2 separate regions of the Homo sapiens genome follow, and region 2 is linked to region 1. Evidence: chromatin contacts called from ENCODE Hi-C or POLR2A ChIA-PET data. All regions are on one chromosome and are shown on one strand. The core of a region is the stretch at or near the end of the contact, and the rest is flanking DNA. Distances in the headings are between cores, read along the strand shown.

Region 1 (2,700 bases), core at 54-2,553:
ATATGAGCTGCAAAGGGGACGGGAGGGGGCAGAGTGGGTAAAGAGAGATCAGCTTTTCCCTTATTTTGGCCCCTCCCCAGACCCCAATCCTATGTGGGAATTCAGCCCTGGGCAAGGGTGCAGGTGGTGGTGGGGACTAGGGCAGGTGATCTACCCTTGTGGCATTTGGGGATGGCTGGGATGAAGGTGGGGGGGCGCAGGCCAGAGGGCACTGCTCAGTGACGCTGCTGTTTCTCAGGGGCCTCCCGTGTGCAGTGCCCTGTGCCCTAGCGGGGTGTTGGACGAGACAGGGGACCCCTGGAACCCGGGAAGTGAGGGGTCCTTGTTTCTGGGCAGGTGAGACTTGGGCCTTTGTCTGTGGCCCATTAATCTCAGGGGTCTCCCTGGAGGTGGCGGGGGGAGGCAACTAGGGAGAGACCTGTGGCCCTTTCATGCCTCCCCAGGGGCAGAATTCCTTAAACAGCCTTTTTATTCGTTCACTCATTCATTCACTTGCTAACAGGCTCGCTTACTCACTCATTGTTGCCATTCACTGAGATGACCCCCCGACCGCCCCCTGAACTCTGCCCCCTGCTCAGGATCTCAGGCGCTTGTCCAATCCCAGCAGGAACATACCACTGGCTCCTGGCATGACACTGGGCAAGTCATTGACCCTTCGGAGCCTTGGTTTCCCCAGCCCTGCAATGGGGCTACACTAGCAGCTCCCTGGCAGGATTATTGCGAGAATGCGTGAGATGTTGCCTGCCCCCCGGGAGCACTTCCAAAGGGAGCCACGGCTGCTGCTGGCACCATTATCATCATCATTATTATTATTAATCATTGCAAGGCCCCCATGGGTTGGGCAAGGAGCAGCCGCCTGGCTCCATGTCCAGGTCATGCCGAGGCTGTTCTGGGAAGCGCCCGCTTCCCCTTGGGGCGTCAATCATCTCAGTTCCCAGCCCTCCTTTTCAAGGGGTGTCAGCGTTTTGGCTTCTAGATGCAGCATGAAATCCTGTAGAGAAAAGTGAGAGGTGGGGATGGAGCCGAAGCCTCGCCCCCTCTTCACCTGCAGTGTGAATTCCGGGCCTTGGTTTCCCCAGTCGTGCAGCCGGGGGCTGGGCTGGGCATCCTGCCAGAGCCCAGAAGGGGCCTCTCCATGTGTCATCCTGTTAGAAACGGTTTAGCTCCGAGCCTATAATCACATCTACCCGGGGAGGAACTAACACAGCGTTTCTTTAAATTGGGCTCTAATTGCAGCTTTTAGTGGAGTCACATGCACCCCATCCCCCAGCCGGTCTGAATTAGGGCGGCTGTCCCAGCCTGCCCTGCCAAGTACAGGAATCCCCCAGGATTGCTGTGGCTCCCACTGAGCCAGCGGTGGATGAGTCCAGGGCTGCTGTTTCTCAGGGGCCTCCCGTGTGCAGTGCCCTGTGCTGGGCGCTTCCGTCTGGGGAACTCCTTGTCATTTCACCACCTGAGGATCAGGCACTTCTGGGACCTGCTTGCCACCAGGCCTCCTTTCTATTCACCCAGAAGTGGGGAGCCAGGCCTGGAGAGTGGGGTGTTGGCGGGCAAGGCCAGAGGCCGTGCCCCTCCTTGGGGGCGTGGTGGGGGAGCCTGTGGTTTCCCTGTTTGTTCTGGAGATCCCAGCCGCTTCCCCGAGGAGACAGCTGACGGTTCCCAGGCCACAGCCCCTCAGGCGGGGCCAGACCACGGCTGGCCAGCCTGGGAGCACTGCCCGCCAGCCACCCGGGCTCCGCCAGGCCCTGGCGCTGGGTGGTCTGGGCAAGGGCCAGGGGGGGGCCTTGGTCCTGGCCACAGGGCAGGAACCGTGACCAGAGCCAGGCATGGGGCTGCCCTGCCAGGGACCTAGAGGGGTCCTGAAGGCCACGGCGGGGCCAGGCCAGGGGCAGAGGCCAGCATGGGCAAACACTGCCTTGGGGAGACCCAGGAGGGGAAGACTCCAGGCCCCAGGTCCATCTACAGGAGGACCTCCAGAGAGACACTCACCCCCTTCAGGAATGTCCCAGTTGGAAGGTTTCAACCCAGCCATTGAGTTGGCTCAGACAGGAGTCCACCTTAGAGGCTGGCAGAAGAGTCGGGGTTGGCAGACAGAAGACCTAGACCCCAGCCCTGCCTTCCTTCAGACCTCAGTTTCCCCATCTGTACAATGGGCAGGGGACACAACCTCGTGCTTGACATGGGCTCTTCCAGCTGACCAGGCTGTGGATGGGAGGTGGGCAGCCCAGGCTGGAAGGATCTCAGTCATTCCCACATTCATTCTCAGGGACTTGTCTTTCTATTTATTATTTGTTTTTGAGATAGTGTCCCACTCTGGCGCCAAGACCGGAGCACAGTGGCACGATCATAGCTCACTGTAGCCTTCAATTCCTGGGCTCAAGCTATCTTCCCATCTCACCACCACACCCGGGACTAGAATTGGGGCCTCATTTTGTTGCTGAGGCTGGTCTCGAACTTCTGGGCTCAAGTGATCCTCCTGCCTTAGCCTCCCAAGGTGCTGGGATTACAGGCATGAACCACCACATCTGGCCTGACCAATAGGATTTTGATTAGGATTACATTCACTTTACTTCTTTCTTTGGTTTTGTTTTTTCCTCAGGGGCTTCTCCTTGCCCCACCCCTGAGTCCTGCGGCACCCCCTGTACCTTGGATGAAGCCCTCTCTGTTCCCAGCTGTCCGGGAAAGAGCCCCTGTGGGTTT
Region 2 (2,700 bases), core at 65-2,564, 34 kb before region 1:
TAAACCAGCCCCCCAGCTATCTTCATCATCTCCACAATCAACGTCACCATCAGTCTCCTTATCTGTAAACCAGGTGCAATGAGAGGACCCACTTCACAGGGTCATTGTGAAGATTGCTGCAAAGTACAGACAGGGCGGCCCAGGCACAGCATCCGGCACAGAGCAAGAGCCCTGTCAACGAGCCTCTATCATTATCGTTAAAATCAAACGTTTGCCCAGTACCTGCTTCATGCCAAGCCTTGTGCTGGGTGCCAAGCGACCAGAAACCAATCTGATACAGATCCTGCTCTCAAGGAGCCACAGTCCAGTAAAGCAATAGATAACTGAACAATGTATGCAGGACATCAAATAGCAGAAATAACCTCTAATATTTATTGAGACTTACTGTGTACTAAGAGAGTACTTAATGCTTTATTTGCAGTATTTCATCTCATCCTTGGACTATGTGATAGCTACTATAATCAGTCCCATTTTGCAGATGAGAAAATTGAGGCTCAGAGAGGTTCAGTCACTTGCCCGAAGTCACTCAGGTTGGATGTGGTGGGGCCACGACCGGATGCAAGCTGTCTGACCAGAGGGCCTGGTGTTAGGGCCTCTCTGATGCAGGGGTGACAAGCTCTCACTTTTGCAGTACTTTTTGCAGTTTCTAAAGCACACCCACAGACATCATGCCACCTGGTCCTTTTAGTAAACCTTGGGTAGTAGGCATTATCTAGTTGAGGATGCAGGAGATCAGAGAAGTAAAGTGGTCTTCCCAAGGTCACACAGCCAGAAAATAGCAGAGGCAAAATCCACCAGGCTCCTCCCTGAGAGCTCTGGCCTGGAATAAAGGCCACGTACCTTGCCTAGGCTGGGAGGGCAGATGGCCAAGGAATGGTGTCCATATGTGGGGCCACCACCTTCATGGGGGTGCCACGTGGGGCTGCTGGGAGCAGCAGCAGGAGATTCCTGAGACTGACTCCTGTTTTCTCTGTCTGGGCAACAGCCCAAGACTGGGGCATGTGGATCCGGGGCTTGGCAGGAAGGGAGAGACTCAATGGCAGCCCTCACTTGACAGCTGGGTTCATGAATGAAGCTCCCAGTCCCTCTTCCCCTGAGCATCTCAGGAGGAGCCCTGGGTTCTCACCAAGGGCTGTATGCCCTCGGACCACAGCTTCCCCTCCCTGGGCCTCAGTCTTCCCATCAGGAGACGAGAGAGAGAGAGAGCAGCCCATAGCCCTGGGCCCTGCGTGCTAGACAGCCTGGGGTTGGCCTTCTCGGATTATTGAAAAGCTGCCTCCCCTCGGGCTTCCTGGCTTCCACCCAGTCTGGCTAGAAGCCTCCGTTTGTGCCAACACAGCTCAGACAGCGGGCTCTGAACCTTCCCTTCCCGACAGCCCACCCCCACCTCAGAATCAAGAGTCTGTGGACCATCCTCCTTTGACAGGAGAGGAAACCAGGGGCTAGAGAGACTGAATGATTCATCTGGGGTCTCCAGCAAGCCAGTGCTGGGCTGAGGGAACACAGGCCTGTGACATATTCTCCATTCCCCTCCCCTGGTGCCCCTAGCTCTGTGCACATTTATAACATGGATGGCATCCATCTGAAGGGCAGGTGACCTTCCTCTGCCAGTGGGCAAATCCCTGCCCGTCTCTGGGCCTCAGGTTCCTCATCTGTAAAACAGAGGTGACAGTTTCTTCTCTACCTGCCTTGCCAGCTTGCAATTGGGTGAAAGTACTTTGGAAAGTAGAAATTAGGAAGCTGAGCTCTTATCAGCGTCATTACATTCCCAGGGCTGGACAGGGCACCCAGAAGGGACATTCTCCTCCCTTCAGGCCCCACATTTGTACAGGCATCGAGCTACCCAGGACCCTCCTTCCCTCCTCCCTACAGGGGTTTCTCCACTCGGGGATTCAGAAACCTGCACACACGTACATACACAGCCTACCCACACCTACATATGGGGACAGAGTCACAGACACAAAACACACAGCCACAGCCACTGGTCTGTAAATATATTCAGAGACTTGCACATGCATGAGATACACATGTACAAACACAAATTCCCATACCAAGGCATTCCCATACACACAGAAAGACAGTATGCCCACATACATACAGCCACATCCGGTCGTGGAGTCTCACACACACGCACACATGGCTGCACGCATATGTGCACACACCTTCCATGCCACCTGGCACACAGCCATCTCCAGTGCTGTGAGCAGGTCTCGCCTCCCCCGGGGGCAGTGTGGGAATGGATGTTTCTCTGGCTGGATTTCGATGGGTGCCCGGAAGCATTCAGGCCTGGAAGTGGCTGCATAAATCAATATTTGCTGTTGTTAATTATTAAAACCAAAGCTACACCGTGTCTGGAACACCCATCTCCAGAGTTCCTGCTGGCTCTCCAGGCCCAAACCTGATTCAAGGCCAGGTCTAGGGGGAAAGGGAGGGCACAGTGCTTTCCTTCCAGGAGCCCTTAGTTCTGGGGCTGGAGGGTGGTGGGCAGCCACTGGCAGCTCTTTCAGGAAGCTGAACAGAGGTATGGCTCTGAGCTGGTGGGCAGCCCTGCCCCCGCAACATCCAAAGCAGCTGTGTCTGCTTGGCCACAGTTCAGGAAGCATTTGCTGTGTTCCCAACATCTGTCTGGAGGAAGTGGTAGCAAGGCCCTGTCCCTGTCCCTGCTGTACAGTGGCTATACCAGGCCAGGGACACACTGCA

Evidence for each region. A loop is a pair of places that touch in the nucleus more often than their neighbours do. ChIA-PET counts read pairs that join two places held with the same protein, here RNA polymerase II (POLR2A). Pooled maps may share reads with other maps.
Region 2: a map of PC-9 shows a loop between it and region 1 (2.2-fold over the local background). The contact joins two enhancer-like sites. A Hi-C loop is called at or near these places in 1 of 168 maps with a recorded cell type or tissue (PC-9) and 1 of 50 pooled maps. POLR2A ChIA-PET finds 5 or more read pairs at or near these places in 5 of 52 experiments (GM10248, OCI-LY7, PC-9 and 2 more).

The regions. Positions count from the first base shown.
Region 1 is chr1:21,589,276-21,591,975 of GRCh38, reverse strand. LINC02596 (long intergenic non-protein coding RNA 2596) reads right to left here. Exons shown (of 2, transcript NR_187321.1): 2 at 789-991. Among named protein-coding and RNA genes, the nearest start is that of LINC02596, 4.2 kb to the right of the region's middle. RefSeq lists enhancers at 70-608, 609-1,148. Within about 2 kb of position 1,303, at least 3 of the 41 ENCODE cell types and tissues checked have a DNase peak (open chromatin) inside an H3K27ac peak, as active enhancers do.
Region 2 is chr1:21,623,350-21,626,049 of GRCh38, reverse strand. The region is part of intron 3 of RAP1GAP (RAP1 GTPase activating protein); the gene reads left to right. Among named protein-coding and RNA genes, the nearest start is that of LINC02596, 38 kb to the right of the region's middle. Within about 2 kb of position 1,314, at least 11 of the 41 ENCODE cell types and tissues checked have a DNase peak (open chromatin) inside an H3K27ac peak, as active enhancers do.